Linked DNA regions of Homo sapiens: region 1 is linked to region 2. Evidence: chromatin loops called from intact Hi-C (ENCODE). Cell type or tissue: endothelial cell of umbilical vein. All regions are shown on one strand. Links, peaks and the distances in the headings refer to the core of each region. The heading gives the core; the rest is flanking DNA. Region 1 has its middle 19 kb from the start of C1orf216. Region 2 overlaps PSMB2 (proteasome 20S subunit beta 2).

Region 1 (10,471 bases), core at 3,616-8,615, 70 kb before region 2:
GGTGAGTAAACTGAAGTTGCTTTAGGTGAGTTCCATTTCTGGAAGGACAGACACACTACTCTCTGTTTCCACATTCCCCCAGAATAGCTAGCAGCTGCTACCTATTCTGCTTCCTGTGCCTGGGGTGTGTGAAATCCTCATACAGCTTTCCAGGACTCACAAACCACCCTAGCCTGAATTTATTCCTACCCCCATACTCACCCAGATAGAAGCAGATCCTTCTGAATAGACTTGCTTGATGCTCCCACTCCCCGCATGCCTTAGGTACAATCACTGTGTTGATCTCCATAATGAAACTTATTATTTTCTTTCTTTCTTTCTTTCTTTCTTTCTTTCTTTCTTTCTTTCTTTCTTTCTTTCTTTCTTTCTCTCTCTCTCTCTCTCTCTCTCTCTCTCTCTCTCTCTCTCTCTCTCTCTTTCTTTCTTTCTTTTCTTTCTTTTTTTGAGGCACAGTCTCACTCCGTTGCCCAGGCTGGTATGCAGTGGCGTAATCTCAGCTCACTGCAACCTCCGCCTCTCCAGTTCAAGCGATTCTCATGCCTCAGCGTCTCGAGTAGTTGGGATTACAGGCACGTGCCACCATGCCCAGCTAATTTTTGGCTAATTTTTGTCTTCTTGGTAGAGACAGGGTTTTGCCATGTTGGTCAGGCTGGTCTTAAACTCCTGGCCTCAAGTGATCTGCCCACCTCAGCCTCCCAAAATACTGGGATTACAGGTGTGAGCCACCGCGGCCACCATAAAACTTCTTTCACGTGAGACGCTAAGATACTCCCCTAATTCCTAATGAGACTTTCTAGCTTGTGTGTCTGTGTGTGGGCTCATGCACATCGGCGTTTTGGGATGGAGAAGTTAGAGTGAATATGTAACCATCTAACAGACAGAAGACTAAGGCAGCGGGAGGAGAAAGGGAGACTGGAAATGACAAATTACGTTATGGAGTTTTCTAGTACCTTGCCTCTTCATCATATTTAACATTTTCCAAGTTAATTTCACTTCTGTTTTTTGGTATAAAGTAGGTGCAACCCCATTTTTCAGAGGAGAAGGTGTAGCCAAGCATTAACTGTGGAAGCTGACCTTGTGAATATAAACCCCTCACCCAGTGAGGCAGGAACGGTTAGGATCACCATGGCCTTATAAACCTCTCACAGAGGACAGCTACCTTCAGGAGCCCCTTACTAAACCAGTAGCCTAAGGCTCTGCTCCCCATTCTAATAACATCCCCTGTGTGTGCGCCAGTTTTTTTTGTTTGTTTGTTTTGTTTTTTGGTTTTTTTTTGGGACGGAGTCTCGCTCTGTCACCCAGGCTGGAGTGCAACCTCCACCTCCCGGGTTCAAGCGATTCTCCTGCCTCAGCCTGCTGAGTAGCTGGGATTACAGGCACGTACTACCACACCCTGCTAATTTTTGTATTTTTAGTAGAGATGGGATTTTGCCATGTTGGCCAGGCTGGTCTCAAACTCCTGGCCTCAAGTGATCTGCCCGCGTCAGCTCCCAAAATACTGGGATTACAGGCGTGAGCCACTGCGCCCAGCCATGTGCTCTAGTTTTATGGTTTATAAACCCCTTTCCCTCTATTATCCCATTGTTCTCTAGAGGCTATCCTGAGAGGTAGGCATTGACATGTCTATTTTATTTCATTTTATTTTTTTTATTTATTTTTTTAGACAGAGTCTCACTGTCACCTAGGCTGGAGTGCAGTGGCACCATCACAGCTCACTGCAGACTCAACCTCCTGGGCTCAAGCAATCCTCCCACCTCAGCCTGGGACCAATCTCTTGGGCTCAAGTGATCCTCCCACCTCAGCCTCCCGAGTAGCTGGGACCGCAGGAGTGCCCCACCATGCCCAGCTAATTTTTGTATTTTTCTGTAGAGATGAGGTTTTGCCATGTTGCCCAGGCAGGTCTTGAACTCCTGGGCTCAAGCAGTCCATCTGCCTGGACCTCCAAAAATGCTGGAATTACAGCCATGCACCACCATACTCAGCTGATATGTCTATTTTATAAATTGGGAAATAGAGACTCAGAGAGGATAAATGAATTGCACAAACTCAACAGCTTGTGATGAAGCAGGGACCCTGTTTATTCAACTATTTGACCATCCAGGACTCTGTTAAGTCCGTAGTAACACAGAATGGCAGGGCTTAAAGGAAAGTCTGATTTGTGCGTGTGTGTGTATGTGTGCGTGTGTGTGTGTATGCACGCCTGCACTTGTACAGGAAGGGTTAGCCCAATGGGAGTGCCTTTGGCATTTGGATAATTCTTTGAGTGAGCTTGTCCTGGGCAATGGAAGGTCCCAGTTAGCATCCCTGTCCCCTAGACAGGAAGTACTAATAATAGCACTGCCTACCCAATTATTGAGAACACCAAAACATCTCTTTCACATGTTTAAAAGCCCCCTATAGGGGTAGTATCTCCCTACACTTCCCCACATGGCCACCCCCATCACTTAGAACCACAGGGCTAGAGTCCAGCTTTGGACACTGGTCCTTGTTCTATTGTCCCACCCCCTTCTGTCCTTCTTCCTGCCCAGGGCAGTTCCTCCTATCTCTCCGGCTCTCTTAGCAAGAAAGAGTGGAATTACAGAGGCTGGAGTCTCAACCTGCCTCTGAGGCCAAAGGGCTGTTCCTTTAGGGAGGCTGGTTCTCAGGATTGAGGGGTTTCCAGGGTGGGTTAGTTAGAGGTAAGGGAGGGAAAGGACCCCACCCCCGCCCCCTGCAGGCCTCACCTAATCGCCACACTCTGCATTATTACCCGCCTAATGCAGCGTGCTTTTAAATAAAATATGCAAAGATTTTCCTCTCAGATGATCTCCCCAGGCAAGCTAGCTCAACTCCAGCTTGTTAATGGGAAAAATGCAAATAGGGCCTCCCCCGTCTCCCCCAGCCCCTAGGCTCTGGACAGCTAATGCGCTTTGCTTTCCTTCTTTCTGGAATTTCTGTTTCCCTTGAAACCATTACTTCGGGGGGTGGGGGGGGGAGTCGGGGGAGGGGGTGGTGGCGAGGAGGTTTTTCCCAGGTGCCATCCAAAGGGAGAGTCTTAGAAGGGAGGAAACAGCCCAGGCAGGAAAAGTTTGGGAAAATAGCGCTGTTATGGAGCCTGCCCCTTTCTGAGCCTCCTTTCCCCCATCTGAGATCTCAATTAGTCCTTCCCGGGGCTGCTGTGAGGCTGAATAAAGGGAGAGGCATTAGCCGGCACATGCATTTGCAGGTTCGATTTTCCAGTTTAAATTTGCTATGCTTGAGGGATACAAAGATGGAGATAACAGACATGACTTCTGCCCTCATCAAGCTCACAGTCTAGCAGAAAAAAAGCCCCAGATCATTTGAAATTTAAAAAGCAATTATAGGGCACCTTAAGCAATCAGCTTCATCATGATGAAGCAATGGACATCTGCCTCCCGATGCAGCCTTTAGGACTCCCCTAGGTACCACTCCTGCCCATGATGTGGAACCTGAGGAATGCAGAACCAGGAGGAAACCATCAGGCAAGCCTAAATTCAGGGTTGGCCTACAAAACAGCTGGCAGGTGCTCTTCAGAAATATCAATGCCATGAAAGAGGAATGAACTGTTCCAGATTAAAGGGCACTAAAGAGACAGGAGGCTGGGTGTGGTAGCTCACGCCTGTAATCCCAGCACTTCGAGAGGCCGAGGCAGGAGGATCACTTGAAGCCAGGGGTTCAAAACCAGCCTGGGCAACATGGCAAGACCTTGTCTCTACAAAAATAAAAATAATTATCCAGGTCAGTTGCCTGCATCTGTAGTCCCAGCTACTTGGGAGGCTGAGGTGGAGGATCACTTAAGCCTAGCACTTTAGTCCAGGTGACAGAGTGAGATCCTGTCTCCAAAAGAGAGAGAGAGAGAGAGAGAGAGAGAGAGACAGGACAACTAAATGCAATGCATGATTCTGGATTGGATACTGGAGGATTGGAAAAAAATTTCTGTAAAGAGCTGGGCGCGGTGGCTCATACCTGTAATCCCAGCACTTTGGGAGACCAAGGCAGTATGATCGTTTGAGCCCAGGAGTTTGAGACCAGCCCTGGCAACATAGGAAGACTCTGTATCTACAAAACAAAAAAATAATAATTTTTAAAAAAAATTAGCTGGATGTGGTAGCATGTGCCTGTAGTCCCAGCTACCCGGAAGGCTGAGCTGGAAGGATCACTTGAGCCTGGGAGGTCGAGGCTACAGTGAGCTATGATCACACCACTGCACTCCAGCCTGGATGACAGAGTGAGACCCTGTCTCAAAAAAAGAAAAAATTTCTGCGAAAACTGTGGTTCCCAACCTTTTTGGCATCAGGGACTGTATTTGTAGAAGACAGTTTTTCAACGGACTGGGGGAGGAATTTTTGGTTTTGGAAGGAACTGTTCTACCTCAAGATCAGGCATTACTTTCTCATAAGGAGCACACAACCTAGATCCCTCACACGCGCAGCTCACAATAGAATTTGCACCTCTATGAGAATCTAATGCTGCTGCTGATCCAACAGGAGGTGGAGATGCTGTGCAGCTTGGTTCCTAAAAGGTCACTAACCTATACAGTCCGTGGCCCAGGTGTTGGGGACCCCTGTTGTAAAGGACATCATTGGGACATATGGCAAAGTTTGAATATGGATTTTATTGTAGATCTTTTATTGTATCAACCTTAAATTTCCTGAATGTGCTCACTATATTTTGGTTATATCAAAGAATTTCCTTGTTTTGGGGAAATATATGTGGAAATGTTTAAGGATAAAAGATCATAACATATGCGACTTAGTCTCAGATAGTTTGCAACTTTTCTGTAAGTTTTAAATTTTTCAAAATAAAAAGTTGAAAAAGAAAAAAACAAGCATAATTGGCCTTTTAAAAGCATGATAATGATATTGTAACTATGATTTTAAAAGTGCTTATCTTTTAGAGAAACTTGCTAAATAAAACATTTACAGATTAAATAAAACGATCTGTTTTATTGTTTAAAAATAAGACAGGAGGAGGGAAGTAGATGGGGGGTTAGGTGAAACCAGATTGGCTGTGGGTTGATAATTGTTGAAGTTGGGTGATTAGAATACTCTTCTTTTTTTTCTTATGTTTGAATTTTTCCATAATAAAAAAAAAATTTTTTTTTTTAAGAAAAGCAATTACAAAATGTAATTCATGTCAAGAGAAAGGTATGTGTTTAACCAGGGAACACGATCCAATTAAGGGCTTTGAAGAAGACTTTCTAGATAGAAGACAGGAGTGTACTTTTTGTTTTTTTTTTGTTTGTTTGTTCGTTTTTGTTTTTGTTTTTTTGAGACAGAGTCTCGCTTTGTCACCCAGGCTGGAGTGCAGTGGCACGATCTCGGCTTACTGCAAGCTCCGCCTCCCGGGTTCACGCCATTCTCCTGCCTCAGACTCTCCGAGTAGTTGGGACTGCAGGCGCCTGCCACCATGCCCGGCTAATTTTTTGTATTTTTAGTAGAGACGGGGTTTCACCGTGGTCTCAATCTCCTGACATCGTGATCTGCCCGCCTTGGCCTCCCAAAGTGCTGGGATTACAAGCGTGAGCCACCGCGCCCGGCGGAAGACAGGAGTGTTTAAACAGAGACTTAGAGTGAGCAGGGCCAAAGGACAATGAGCAGGGGCGAGGTAGGGAAAAGCTCTCCAGGCCAAGATACAACAGGTACAGGGATGAAACAGAGCGGTGGGGTTTGCAGGACCTGAAAGAACTGAGGCAGAGAGAAGTCAGGCCAGGAGTAGAGACACGGGGCAAGAGATGACCTTGCATGCCAGTTATGGGTTTGGGGATTTTATCCTGAGTGCGACAGAGAGCCTTGCAGGAAAGTGACAGGATCAGATTTGCATTTGAGAAAGAACTCTCTGGTGCTGTGCGGGGAAAGAGGACTGTGCAAGGCTGGGGACAGTTGGAAGCTCCAATCTTGTGGGTTGAAGCTGAATCACTTTCCCTGTACTCCCCAGCTTTTCTGACTTTATCACTTCCTGTATTAGTTTCTTTTGGCACTGCTGATAAAGACATATGGAGACTGGGTACTTTACAAAAGAAAGACATTTAATGGACTTACAGTTCCACATGGCTGGGGATGCCTCACAATCATGGCAGAAGGCAAGGAGGAGCAAGTCACATCTTACATGGATGGCATCAGGCAAAAAGAGAGCTTGTGCGGGGAGATTCCCCCTTATAAAACCATCAGATCTTGTAAGACTTATTCACTATCATGAGAACAGCACAGGAGAGACCTGCCCCCAGGATTCAGTTACCTCCCACTGGGTCCCTCTCACAACATGTGGGAATTCAAGATGAGAATTGGGTGGGGACACAGCCAAACCATATCACTTCCCTTATCCATTTTCAAATGAAGGATGAAGCTTAGGTGACAGATTTTGAACATGAGACCAATCCACCCACAGAGCTGGGATGGCTGGCTGTCTCATTTTTAATTCCCTCCACCACTAGCATGACAGGAAAGCAAGATGACTGATGGTTCAGCATTCAGACTCTGGATCCAGGCTACCTGGATTCAAATTCTGCCTCTGCATCATTACTAGCCAATGACCTTGGACAAAAGGGATGGTAATAATATTACCTACCTCACAGGGAAGTTGTGAGGATTAAATGCTTTGCTATGTATCAAGTGCTCAGAATAGGGCCATAATAAGGACTTAAATGAGTCTACTCTGGACTGAGCACCACCCTGGAAAGATGTAGGTGGATGGAAAGGGAAGAAAAGACAGATTCTTCAAAGATCTGAGCCTTATTGGACAAATGGAACACAGACATTAAAGAGCAATATCAAAGCACCATGTTACTGCATTATTCACAATATTAAATACAGCTGGACATAACCAAGCATCCATTCATAAGGGAATGGCTAAGGAAATTGTTATATCCAGTAATGTTCAGGAAAATGTTGGGGAATTGCTATTTTATTATATGAAGTGAAAAAGCCAGAAACAAAATTGCAAATGTCACATGAAAGGATAGGAAAAAAAAAAAAACATTAGAAGGAAATGCCCTGAAATGTTTATAGTAGTTAGCTCTAGATGGTGGTATTTGGGTGTGGCTTAAATTTTTTTTAAGTCTTTTGGATTTTTTTCCCCCAAATACAGAATAATATGCAATAATTACTTTTATATGGGAACATTTCAATCTTATTTTGTTAAAAAAAAACTGGTTTGGGTTAAAAATGAATAATAGTGGCACAGTGGCTCATGCCTGTAATCCTAACTTTGGGAGGCTGAGGTGAGAGGATTGCTCAAGCTCAGGAGTTTGAGTCTGCAGTGAGCTGTTACTGTGCCACTGCTCTCCAGCCTGGGTGAGAGAGCGAGACTCTGTCTCAAAAAAAAAAAAAAAAAAAAAAAAGAACAATGGTGAACATCATTAGCCATCAGGAAAATGCAAATCAAACCACAATGAAATACTCCTTCACACCCACAAGGATGTTAATAATCAAAAGAACAGATAATAACAAGTGTTGGTGAGGATGTGGAGAAATTGGAGCCCTCATAACTGGCCGGTGGGAATGTAAAATGGTGCAGCTGCTTTGGAAAATAACCTGGCAATCCCTGAAGTGTTTAAACATAGAGTTACCATGCAACCCAGCATTTCCATTGATAAGTACATATATACCCCAAAGAATCAAAAACATATACAGTAGTCACACAAAAATTTGTACACAATGTCATAGCAGAAATATTTATAGTAGCCTAAATGGAAATGACCCAAATGTCCATCAAATGATGAACAGATTTAAAAATGTGGCAAATCGTACAATAGAATATTATTTAGCAACAAAAAGAAGTGAAATACTAAGGCATGTTATTTATTATATCATAATTATATTGTATTATATATTATATGTTATGTTATAAAGCTACCAATTACAAGTTTGAGAAGTAGCGTTATGGAATTACTCTGATCATAAGAGGGGCTTGGGATAGCAACCTGATCGAAAAGACTGAATCTTTTTTTTTTTTTTTTTTTTTTTGAGATGGAGTCTCGTTCTGTTGCCCAGGCTGGAGTGCAGTGGTGCGATCTCGGCTCACTGCAAGCTCCACCTCCCGGGTTTATGCCATTCTCCTGCCTCAGCCTCCCGAGTAGCTGGGACTACAGGTGTCTGCCACTGCGCCTGGCTGATTTTTTTTATTTTTAGTAGAGACAGGGTTTTACCGTGTTAGCCAGGATGGTCTCGATCTCCTGACCTCATGATCCGCCTGCCTCAGCCTCCCAAAGTGCTGGGATTACAGTCGTGAGCCACTGCGCCCGGCGAAAAGACTGAATCTTGAAGCTGCACTTCCAGAGTGCTTTACATACTAAGAAGACATTGTTGTCAATATCAGAGAAAGAAAGACCAATGATAAAAATTACCATGTGGGGAGCGGGGCTGAAGATACCAGGGATGACTTTTCTTTTTTTCTAATATAACTCTTAGCATGCTGGTGTATCTTCTTTCACATTGTTTTCCCTAATAATACTTTTTACGTAGTTGCAATTATAGTGCATAAGCATGATGAATCCTAACTTTTTGACTTAACATTGCAATAATTTTCCATGCTGTTACATAGCATGGAAACCATTATTTTTAATAGTTTCATCATGTTCCATTGAACCACTCATTCTTAAATATCTAACTAATTCCCTATTATTAGATATTTAAGCTGTGTATAATGAATAATGTTAGAATGAACATCTTTGTTCATATTTTTTCTCATATTTCAAACTATTTATTTAGGGTAGGTTCTCAGAATTCCCAGATCAAAGTGTCTTCATGGCCCTTGAGAAATACTGTGAAATCATTTTCCCAAAGATATCCTTGCAAATGTAATAAATATAAAATTAATAAGTAGACATGATTGTATAAATATAACAATTAACAAAACATACCGTGTGGTGTTATATATATTACAATTAACAACATTTGTTATTAAAATTGTTATCCTTCCTTCTTTACTAATTCCTAGGCAGTTGAGTATCACACTCTTTTTTTTGTTTTTTTCTCTTACAGTATCCCAACAGACTTTTCATGTAGCACCTGCTCTGCCTGTGCCGTGCTAAGAGGCTCTTTCCACTGAATCTGTTGGATGGTCATTGAAGTACGATGCCATAACAAGGTGCTGAGGGCCGAGCCAGGTCAGTGGTGGGGAAAGAGGAGATGGGAATGATGAATTCAAGGGAGTTTAGACAAAGCCTAATATCCTCTATGGGATGAAGTCTTGGTTGGATATAGGGTAAAGGAGAAGGAGTTGTTGAGGATAATTGACTCAGCTACCAAGCCTAGCAGATTGGTCATACCATCAAATAACACAGAAAAGGAACAGATTCAGTTCAGTTTCGGGTATGTTGAATTTGAGATGCCCGAGGGCTTCCAAGTGGAGATGATCAGCAGGTGGCTGGTAGGAGATGATGTGATACTTCACCCACATCCCCCTTTCAGAGATAAGGCACTCATCGCCCTGTTTCTAGGAGTGTTGGTAGCTGAGGGCTCTCAGCTGAGTGCCCCTCTGCCTTTGCCCTCAACAGAAGAGAGCCACCTGGCCCAAGGTCACACTGCCTTCCCAGGCAGTCAACATCCAATGACTGACCAAAGTAGGGGTATAAAGGCTGGGTCCCTTTGCTTAAGGAGAAGCATGTCTGAAGGCCACTCAGTTTCCAAAACTCATTTCAGGTTGTTTGGGGCTTTTGTTCTGACCATTCAGTTACTTCATCTGCGCAATCCTCCTTTCTTCCCTCCCCACTGTGTTGATCCCAAGAGCATTCCTCAATACAATTCCTGCCCGCAGGTCTCCACCTAAGAGTGTTTTCAGAAAACCAACTTTAGACAGTTGGGAAATACATGCCTAGGCTAGGGAGGAAAGTCTTTTTGGAAGATAGAAATTTGGAGATTATTTGTCCTAGCAAGGTTGGTGGACATGGGGTGGTGGGCAAGATAATGGGAGATGAAGAGCCAGAGAGTGGAGGCTGCATCTTAGGAAAGGAAGGCTTTAATTTACGGGGTGGGGAAAAGAAGAACAGGCAGAGGAGGGAGCAGAAGCATGACAATTACAGTGAAGCACTGAGGCGGGCATTTTCAGGAGGGGCAGCCATTTAGGGCCTCTCGTAGGCTATCAGAGCCCAGGCCACCTTTGTGTATTTGAAGGTCCAGAGCACATTTAAAAAGTGTTGCCGGGGCTGGGTGTGGTGGCTCATGCCTGTAATCCCAGCACTTTGGGAGGCCGAGGTGGGCGGATCGCTTGAGGTCAGGAGTTCAAGACCAGCCTGGCCAATATGGTGAAACCCCATTTCTACTAAAAATTAGCTGGGAGTGGTGGCACACGCCTGTAATCCCAGCTACTCAGGAGGCTAAGGCAGGAGAATCACTTGAGCCCAGGAGGTGGAGGTTGCAGAGAGCCGAGATTGCGCCACTGCACTCCAGCCTGGGCAACAGAGCTAGACTCCATCTCAAAAAAAAAAAAAAAAAAGAGTGTTACCAGGTCCAGTGACACTTGCCTATAGTGC
Region 2 (10,471 bases), core at 2,382-7,381:
AATATTTTGTAAACCTAAAGCATTGTGTAACTAACTATAAGTATTTACTGTGCCATAAAAGGGTTCTGCCTTACTCTCTGGTAGGTTTCCTTCTAGAGAGATAATTAAGACTTTTGTGAAGTATTTTGTGAGCTCTCTCTGGGGCTAATGAACTCTTATCCACTGGGAAAACCTCCCTAGCAAACGATACTAGCCACTAGGCCTCTGATCCAGGAATGTTTGTAGTGGTGGTCTGGCAGAGAAAACCTTATTTCCACTTACCTCACAGTTCAATAACAACGTTATACACTGCACTGGTATAATATGGAGCTATGAAGGAAGTTAATTTGAATATACTTGCATGTGTAAAATGACCAAAGATCTATTCACATAGTTTGGGCAGTGGATTTAGCATTTGTATTCAATTCCATAAATACTTTTGAGGGCCTCTTCTATGGTAAGCATTCTGCTTAATACTTAAGAGAATTCAAAGATGAATAAGGCTTAGTCCTGACATTCAGGAACATAAAGTACATGGTACTTAGGTTTATGCAGGTTTAGAATATTTCAAGAATTCTGCTTTTTTTTCCAGTGGTTCCACTTTTTGCCTGCATAACAAATGAAGTATGTCAGTAATGCTTCTGAAGTCCAGTAGGTACTGTATGACTTCACTGGCTGTCCTGAGAGAGGGAGAAGAGTGAACAAGAGTAGCAAGAGTTGTTTGTTACTGGGTTTTAGGGTCTAAAGTCAGTGCACAGACAAAAACTGTGTTTGGTTAAAATTGCCCTTAAAGACCCTTAAATTACCTGCCAAGTACAGTTTTGTGTATGTAACTCTATATAGTAATTCTTATATAAGTTAAAGAACTGAGCTAAAATAAGGGAAAGAAAGAGAAAATCTATATGCAGATAATCAGGCATGACTTTTCTGCCTTTAGGATAATGGTCAGATCTTCAGTGGTGTTTAGGGGGTTAAGTAAAGAATTGAATAGTATTCCCACTTGTCTAGGTTCCTTCTTTTTTTTTTTTTTTCTTTTTTGAGTCAGGGTCTCGTTCTGTTGCTCAGATTGGAGTGCAGTGGTGCAGTCTCAGCCCACTGCAACTTCCAGCTCCTGGGTGCAAGTGATTCTCGTGCCTCAGCCTCCTGAGTAGTTGGGATTATAGGCATGCACCGCCATGCCTGGCTAATTTTTTGTATTTTAAGTAGAGACAGAGTTTCGCTATGGTGGCCAGGCTGGTCTTAAACTCCTGTCCCCAGGTGATCCACCCACCTGGGCCTCCCAAAGTGTTCTGGGATTACAGGTGTGAGCCACTGTGCCTGGCCTCTTTTTTTAAATTATTATTATTATTTTTGTTGTTGTTGTTGAGACAGGGTCTCACTCCTGTCGCCTGGGCTGGAGTGCAGTGGCACAATCATGGCTCATTGCAGCCTCGAATTCCCAGGCTCAGGTGATCCTTCCACCTCAGCCTCCCAACTACCTGGGAAAACAGGTGTGCACCACCACCCCTGGCTAATTTTTATATTTTTAGTAGAGACGGGGTTTCATCATGTTGCCCAGAATGGTCTTAAACTCCTGGGCTCGAGTGATCTGCCTGCCTCCGCTTCCCAAAGTGCTGTGATTACAGGCATGAGCCACTGCACCTGGCCAAGGATTGCTTTCATTATGATTTAATATGCACTAATAGACTTGTGAGGATAAAGTACAATAATACATGTGAAAACACTCAGCATAGACCCTGAAACATAGTTGCTGCTCAATAAATATTTGTTAGGATTTGAATCTGAATCTCTCCTAATTTGACAGTGGTATTTGAAATGTTGTAAGCAATTACTTAACCACACTGCTGTGTGTCTTTCCATACTGACATTTTCTGTGTGGGCCCACTGAGTTATGGATCATTCTTGTGCCTTTTGGCACTGGTCCCATTCTACAGGGGGATTAAGCTCCAAAGTGAATGCGTTATTACATGCACACCTGATGCTATTCCTCTGGGTTGTACCTTTGTTGGTATGACAACTTTTATTTTTGAAGTTTTAACACTTGAGATACTCTATTTTTAAAAATACTGCAGAATGATGGAAATGTTCTTTTTCTGTGGCTTATACTTTTGAAAGTCATATTATACTTCTTAATAAAGTAACATTTAAAATATTTTTTTAATAAACTATGACTCTGAGGTAGTCCTAACTTCTAGCCTCTCTTTTCCCAATATCCTTTTTGTTCCTGTTTTCGTTTTTTTAGAGACAGGGTCTTGCTCTGTCACCCATGCTGTAGTGCAGTGGCACAGTCATAACTCACTTGAACTTCTGGGGTCAATTGATCCTCTCCACTCAGCCTCCTAAGTAGCTGGGATTACAGGCATGTACCACCATGCCTAGAAATTTAAAAAAAAATTTTTTTTAGAGATGGGGGTCTCACTATGTTGCCCAGGCTAGTCTCAAACTCCTGGGCTCAAGCGATCTTCCCACCTTGGCTTCCCAAAGCTCTAGGATTACAGGCATGAGCCACTGTGACTGGCCCCCAATATCCTTTTTAAAATAAACTTTTAAAAGATTGGCATCTAAGACGCCTTTCTTTTTTTTTCACTTCTTGTGTATTCGTGTTCCTTTCCTTCTACGGCAGAAACCACAGTGTGTTGATGAATGAATAGTTTAAGCAAGGCTGCTAGAAGTTTCATTCCACTATAGAACTGGTTCTGTTTGTGGCCAAGAATTGCTGTCAGTACTAACCAGCTATTTCATAGCTGTTGCATGAGGAAAGGGACTAGAGTAGGATTGTACCCCTCAGTCTATGCTTTGTTTACTCTGAGTGTACAAAAGATGGTGGGCTTTAGGAACAGGGGTAGTGAATAATTTGGGGCACTGTTATTCCTTCTGCTTTACTTTAAGTATGACTCTTTATCTCTTCTACCAGGATATGAATTGTCTCCCACGGCAGCAGCTAACTTCACACGCCGAAACCTGGCTGACTGTCTTCGGAGTCGGGTAAGTAATATATCAGACATTGTTAGATAGAGCAGAAAAATCCTTTGTGCTTCTTTTATATTCTCATTATACATGAGTAGTATTTTTGCCCTTTTTTGGCCTTCCAGAACCCCTCCTGTTGCTACTTGTTCATTCTTAAGTCCAATGTCTTTGTGCACAGTTGTTATTAATAGGTACAGCCCAAAGGGCAAATATTCATTCCCAGAGAATTGGTTGGGACACACCAATATGAAGGCCTGTGACAACTTACCCTTTTTTTTTCCCCCTAAAAACTATTTTTTAGAGCAGTGTTAGGTTCACAGCAAAATTGAGAAGAAGTATAAAGATTTCCCACATTCCTCCTCACCCACATGTATAGCATTCCCCATTATCAGCATCTTCCACCAGGGTGATACATTGTCACAAATGATGAGCCTATATTGACAGTAATCACCCAGGTCCATAGTTTACATTAGGGTTTACTTTTGCTGTTGTGGATGTTATGGGTTTGGACAAATGTATAATGACATGTATCTACCATTACAGGATACAGAGTATTTTCACTGCCCTAAAAATCCTTTGTACTCTACTTATTCATCCTTCTCCATCCCCACAACTCCTGACAACCACTCATCTTTTTACTTTCTCCATGGTTTTGCCTTTCCCATCATGTCATATAGTTGGAATCATGGATTATGCAGCCTTTTCAGATTGGCTTCTTTTATTTGGTAATACACGTTTAAGGTTACCCTATGTCTTTTCATGGCTTGATAGCTCATTTCTTTTTAACATTGAAAAATACTCCATTGTCTAGATATACTACAGGTTATTTATCCATTCACCTACTGAAGGACATCTTGGTTGCTTCCAAGTTTTGGCAATATGAATAAAGCTAATGTATACATCCATGTGCAGGTTTTTGTTTGAACATAAGTTTTTTTTTGCGTAAATACCAAGGAGTGTGATTGCTGGATCATATAGTAAGAGTACGTTTAGTTTTTTCAAAGTGTTTTTGTAACAAACCATATTACTTAATACCTGTGACTGAAAGTCTCTATGTGTTAGTGAAAGTAGAACTTTGAAAATAATAATTCAGATTATTTTTATTTTTATTTTTTTGAGATGGAGTTTCACTCTTGTTGCCCAAACTAGAGTGCAATGGTGCAATCTTGGCTTACTGGAACCTCTGCCTCCTGGGTTCAAGTGATTCTCCTGCCTCCATTTCCCAAGTAGCTGGGATTACAGGCATGCACCACCACGCCCAGCTAATTTTGTATTTTTAGCAGACACGGGGTTTCTCCATGTTGGTCAGGTGTCAGGCTGGTCTCGAACTCCTGATCTCAGGTGATCTGCCCGCCTTGGCCTCCCAAAGTGCTGGGATTACAGGCGCGAGCCACCGCACCTGGCCGGTAATGTGGATTTTTATCTCGAGATTGCTTATCTGTGTTTCTCTTTTTTTCTTTTTCTTTTTTCTTTTTTTTTTTGAGACGGGGTCTCACTCCAGTTGCCCAGGCTGGAGTGTAGTGGTGTGATCTCAGCTTACTGAAGCCTCAACTTCCCGGGTTCAGGTGATTCTCCCACCTCAGCCTCCCAAGTAGCTGGGACTACAGGTGTGCACCACCACATCTGGCTAATTTTTTGTATTTTTAGTGGAGGCAGGATTTCACCATGTGGCCCAGGCTGGTCTTGAACTCCTGGACTCAAGCAATCTGCTGGCCTTGGCCTTTCAGGGTGCTGGGATTATAGGAATGAGCCACTCACTGTACCTGGCGTACTTACCTGTGTTTTTCTATGACTTTTTCCCAAAGCATACAGCATTGTTCCTCCTTACTTATTCTAGCCTTGTTGCTATTCTAGAGCTGTCTCCATTTCATCGACAGCATGTTAAAAGATGCAACACTAAGTTAAGGATTGAATGCATTAAAGATTGTGTAGGATGTGCTAGGAAAGTTCATATGGTTGCTAAAGGTGTGTGTTATTCCCTTCCCACAGGGACTAAATAAATAGAGCCTTACCACGTGATCTCACCCCCTGTGCCTGTTTACTTATCTATGAAATGGAGATAACTTCCTAACCCCACAGGGGTGCCAGGAAAATGAATGCTTGTAAATCATAATATTTAACATTCATGTGACTTTTGCCCAAAGCATTTTGCTTAATAATTTAATCTACTCACTATTCCACTGAGAAAGATAGTCTCTATCACTGAGATGAAGTGAAAGGCATAAAGTGTCAAAGGGACTAGCTCCAGGTCACACAGCAGGTCAGACAAAGCTAAAATAATGGTGCCATAATTATTTGACTATTCTGCCTTTGGTTCTTCAGTAGTGTTTCTAGAACACTGATGCTATTCATATTTTTATTATGGTTTGAGTTTTCATCTGTACTTGCTTAAAATAACAAGTTACTTTTTTTAAAGTTACTTACTACAGATCTATAAAGCAGTTTATTTTCTAGTGCCTAATAATCTTTGACTGATAATTTCTCAATAAATAGTACCTCTCAGTGCTAGCTTTGACCAAGGGCTTGTACAATCTGAGGGATCATGAAGTTTGAAGAGAAGCTAGAGACATGTAGGATTGAGAGGAGGAGGCAAATTTACATACATTGTTTTGTCCTGGGTGAAAGATCAGTAGTCTTTTCTTTAAAAAAAAAAAAAAAAATATATATATATATATATATATATATATATATATATTTTTTTTTTTTTTTTTTTCTTCCAAGAAAGTCATTGTCACCAAGTGGTCTTTTCTTCACTCCTCCTTGAGAAAGGAAAATGGGTCAGATATTAGTTTTTCTGTCACCCAGAAGTTCCTGTGGTGTTCAGCATTTTATGACTTGCCATGTACGATGTTCCTCTGACTTATCAGGCAGAACCGGAGTAAGAATTCCAGCTTTGGGCACAATAAATACTGTGTCATAAATATCACAGACATTAAGTGAATTAAGCTCCTTTTTGGAATTGAGATAAGAATGGCAGTGTGCTTCATGCAAATGCAGTGAATCTGGTTTAATCTTCTCCTAGCAGAAATGTTTGATGTCTTAACAAATATCCCTTGTAGACAGTGACATGGGGCTCTGGTAAATATTGACTACCTCTGCCTGAGCTTTTCCAGTAGGTCCAATCTCTGCTCCCCCATCTCCTTATCAAAATAGATTCTTAGTTCTAAAATATGAATTTATATTTTAGTCGTCTTATTCTGGGAAGAGAGATGATAGTTTGTCAGTGTTCCTAATAAGTGCAAAGTCACCAAATTTAGTATATTTATATGGTCACACCAGTTGGCAGATGTGACTCATTTTGGGTCAGCCAGTTACCATGTATAACTTCTGTGTCTGTAGCTCAAATTGTTTGATTTCTAATTTGCTCTGTGTATGTGTGGTGGTTTGGTTGGGAGGACATTTACTACCACTGAGTATATAATGAATCTTACATAAACTGGTTCATTAAAATGTAGGCAATTTAGCATTGTGGTTAAGAGCATAGTCTCTGGAATTGGACTACCTGGGTTTGAATATTTGCTTACTGACTTACTAGCTGGATGTCTTTGGACAAATTCTAAGCTTAATTTCCCTACTTACCAATTTCAAAAAGTTATTATGAAGATTAAATAAGGTAATAATGCAAAGCTCTTACTTTTTTTTTGAGACAGGATCTCACTCTGTCATCTAGGCTGGAGTGCAGTGGTATGACCACAGCTCTCTGCAGCCCCTTGACCTTTCAGGCCCAGATGATCCTTCCACCTCAGCCTCCCTGGCAGCTGGGACTGTAGGTGCATACCACTATGCCTGGCTAATTTTTTGTAGAGATGGGGTTTCTCCATGTTGCCAGGCTGGTCCCGAACTCCTGGGCTCAAGCAATCCTCCCGCTTCTGCTTCCCAAAGTGCTAGGATTACAGGCATGAGCCACCATGCCCAGCCCACTTGTGTTTTTATGCTGCGATTGCTGTTTGGTCAAAGAAGCAATTTAATGGCTATAAGTTAGTTTTTCGTGAGGGATCATTTGTTGTGCTTTTTTTTTTTTTTTTTTTTTTTTGAGATAGGGTCTCGCTCTGTCACCTAAGAGGTGGCACAGTCACAGCTCACTGCAGCCTCAACCTCCCGGGCTCAAACAATACTCCCACTTCAGCCTCCCAAATAGCTGGAACTACAGGCGCCAAGCCACCATGCTGGTATTGATAGGGAAAATAGAAGTAAAATAACATTGAACATATATTATGTGCTAGGATTTTTCTAGATCTACACAGTCCAGTATGGTAGCCAACTAGCCACATGGGGCTATTTAAATTTAAGTTAATTAAAATTAAATAAAACTTAAAATTCAGTTTCTGGTGGAAAATCTCCTGGTAGACTTTGCCTGAATGCTAAATCAACTTTTGTTCTTAAAAAAAAAAATTCTGTTCCTCAGTCACAGCCACATTTCAGGTACCCAATAGCCACAACTATTGTATTAGACATCACAGATCTGGAACATATCCATCATCATAGAAGTTCTCTTGGACAGTGCTATTCTAAATACTTACATATGTATCTGTTATTAAGTATCCTTATTATGACACCATAAGATGTGTGTTATCCCCATTTTACTTACAAGGATGTTAAGTATTTCTCTTAGATATGTTTCCAAAGCACATATATACTATGTTAAAGGTTAAGATTCCAGCTTCAAATATCAAACTCTTTCATGGTGTCTTCTTTATTAATTAGTGGACTAATGTACAAGTGTATTTGTGCATTTAGGGAAACATGAAATGTTCAGTTTTGTTAAAATGTCGAAATTGCACATAGTATTATATAGATAAGTTTGAATATATGTCCATTGTAGGTTTTCAATAAGTGTTTGCTGAAAAAGTGTCATCCAGCTAGGTCTATATATTCTGCTGAGAATATTAATTATGCATTTATACACTGGAAGGGAATTCTTAATGAATGGAATACCGGAAGAAGTATTCTTAATAAATGGATGTTAATTTGTATAGGAATTAAAGGCATGAAATCATCAGAAGACGAAAAAAGACAGATGGGGAAAAAATTCAGAAGCCTTCAGTTTAGTTGTTTATTTAAATGCTTGTATACATTTAAGATGGTCTCTTCTTGTTGGTTAGACCCCAAAGAGCAGAAAAAGGGCTTATACTATGCTCAAGGCTTGCTTTCTTCGGCCAGGCACAGTGGCTCATGCCGGTAATCCTAGCACTTTGGGAGGCCAAGATGGACAGATCAGTTGAGCCCAGGAGTTCAAGACCAGCCTGGCCAACATGGTGAAACCCCATCTCTACTAAAAATACAAAAAATTAGCCAGATGTGGTGGCACACACCTGTAATCCCAGTTACTCAGGAGGCTGACGCAGGAGAATAGCTTGAACCCAGAAGGTGGAGGTTGCAGTGAGCTGAGATCATGCCACTGCACTCCAGCCTGGGTGACAGAGCAAGACTCTGTCTAAAAAAAAGGCTTCCTTTCTCAAATTCTCCTTACAGTTTGACTAATGTCAGAGGATGATGAGTTATGGGGCTATTTCTTTTCTTTTTTTTTTTTGAGACGGAGTCTCACTGTGTCACCCAGGCTGGAGTGCAGGGGCACGATCTCGGCTCACTGCAAGCTCCACCTCCCGGGTTCATGCCATTCTCCTGCCTCAGCCTCCTGAGTAGCTGGGACTACAGGCGCCCGTCACCATGCCTGGCTACTTTTTTGTATTTTTAGTAGAGACGGGGTTTCACCATGTTGACCAGGATGGTCTCGATCTCTTGACCTCGTGGTCCACCCGCCTTGGCCTCCCAAAGTGCTAGGATTACAGGCATGAGCCACCATGCCCAGCCTATTTCTTACTTAAAATGAATTATGTGGCATATTTGATGTAGCCCATCTGAATGCCCTAAAATTATCTCCATTTAACAGATAGAGAGACAGGTATAAACCAGGCAAATCTGGTGTCCTTGGGAACGTGAAATTTTGTGGCAAGGCTTAGAGTAGGATGCTGGCCTCCATGATGTGTAATCGTCGGGTTTCACTGCCACACTGGCCAAAGAGTTTTCATTAGAACTTTTTCCGAAGTGTTTCATGAGCCTTTGGTAATTTATCTTTTTACCTATTTATTTGTAAATGCTTAGCAAGTAAACAGTAGAAATAATAAGTTGAAAAGATATCCAGCCTGATGTAGTGGTTTTCAAACTTTATTCTGTGAAGCTGCTTCAGGATACTCACCAAGGAAGACCAGTGTGCAATGCTTTTTTTTTTTTGAGGTGGAGTTTCGCTCTGTCACCCAGGCTGGAGTGCAGTGGCATGATCTCAGCACACTGCAACCTCCACCTTCCAGTTTCAAGTGATTCTTCTTCCTCAGCCTCCCGAATAGCTGGGACTACAGGCGTGCACCACCATGCCTGGCTAATTTGTGTATTTTTAGTAGAGACGGGGTTTCATCGTGTTAGCCAGGATGGTCTCGATCTCCTGACCTCGTGATCCACCCGCCTCGGCCTCCCAAAGTGCTGGGATTACAGGCGTGAGCCACCGTGCCTGGCGTTTTTTTGTTTTTGTTTTTGTTTTTTTTGAGACAGAGTCTTGCTCTCTCACCCAGTCTGGAATGCAGTGGTGTAATCTCGGCTCACTGCAACCTCTGCCTCCTGGGTTTGAGCAATTCTCCTGCATCAGCCTCCTGAGTAGCTGGGATTACAGGCATGCATCACCATGCCTGGCTAATTTTTGTATTTTTCATAGAGACGGGGTTTCACCATGTTGGCCAGGCTGGTCTCCAACTCCTGACCTCAAGTGATCTGCCCACCTCAGCCTCCCAAAGTACTGGGATTACAGGCATGAGCCACTGCACCCAGCCAAGTGTTCAGCACTTTAGCTCTGCTTCATATAGCTCAACTCAGCTTTTATCTATTTGATAGATAGGAATTCTAGGTAAAGTTTTATTTGAAAAGGTGCCATCACTGTTCCCTTACCACCAAAGAGCCCTGCAATAGGAGGGTTAATACTAGCTCTGCTGTGAGTTAGTTGAAAACCTTGGGAGAAAGCAAGCATTTGATTGGATGGTTTTTAGGGTTTGTTCCAGCCCCCAAATAGCATGATTTAAAAATCTTATGTCAAGACCACAACCAGACTTGAATTTTTATTTATTTATTTATTTTTTTAGGGAATGGGAAAGAATATGTAGGAAAGGATTTCAGGTCTTAGTCATTTCCAGCAGTGACCAAAGCTTATCCCCACACTCTGGCCTTAATTCAAGGCTGTTTGGTCTGGTTAGTAGTAGGCATGTATAGCATGCTCCTGTCCTAGAAGAAACCTGTTGCTTTGAGCCTTCTATTCTGACCATGAGAATTATTCTTCTCATGCCTTAGGTGGCTGGCACAAAGGCATCATCTGTTTATTGGTATCAGTGAGGTCCTGTGAACAGATGGCCCAGGTGAAACCCTGACTTTGCAAGTCTTGTCCCTTATACACTACCAACCATTTGTTACATGTGATTGAAATATCACTAACAAGGGTAATTTCACATGATTTTTGGCAAACGTGGTTAGCAGGATGTGACAT

What was found. A loop is a pair of places that touch in the nucleus more often than their neighbours do. Peaks named below come from ENCODE experiments on the same cell type or tissue, not always from the same donor. Only the 100,000 strongest peaks of a DNase experiment are listed, where the experiment ranks them.
Region 1: a loop joins it to region 2, with 3 times the contacts of the local background. A loop is called at or near these places in 1 of 110 quality-filtered maps.

The regions. Positions count from the first base shown.
Region 1 is chr1:35,694,969-35,705,439 of GRCh38, reverse strand. No RefSeq gene overlaps it. Among named protein-coding and RNA genes, the nearest start is that of C1orf216, 19 kb to the left of the region's middle. In endothelial cell of umbilical vein, for the core only: no CTCF peak of the experiment used is centred there; a DNase peak (open chromatin) is centred at 5,939; H3K27me3 peaks cover 2,950 bases.
Region 2 is chr1:35,623,767-35,634,237 of GRCh38, reverse strand. It overlaps PSMB2 (proteasome 20S subunit beta 2), which reads left to right. Exons shown (of 6, transcript NM_002794.5): 3 at 2,894-2,964. Among named protein-coding and RNA genes, the nearest start is that of PSMB2, 13 kb to the left of the region's middle. RefSeq lists a silencer at 2,824-3,024. In endothelial cell of umbilical vein, for the core only: no CTCF peak of the experiment used is centred there; no DNase peak of the experiment used is centred there.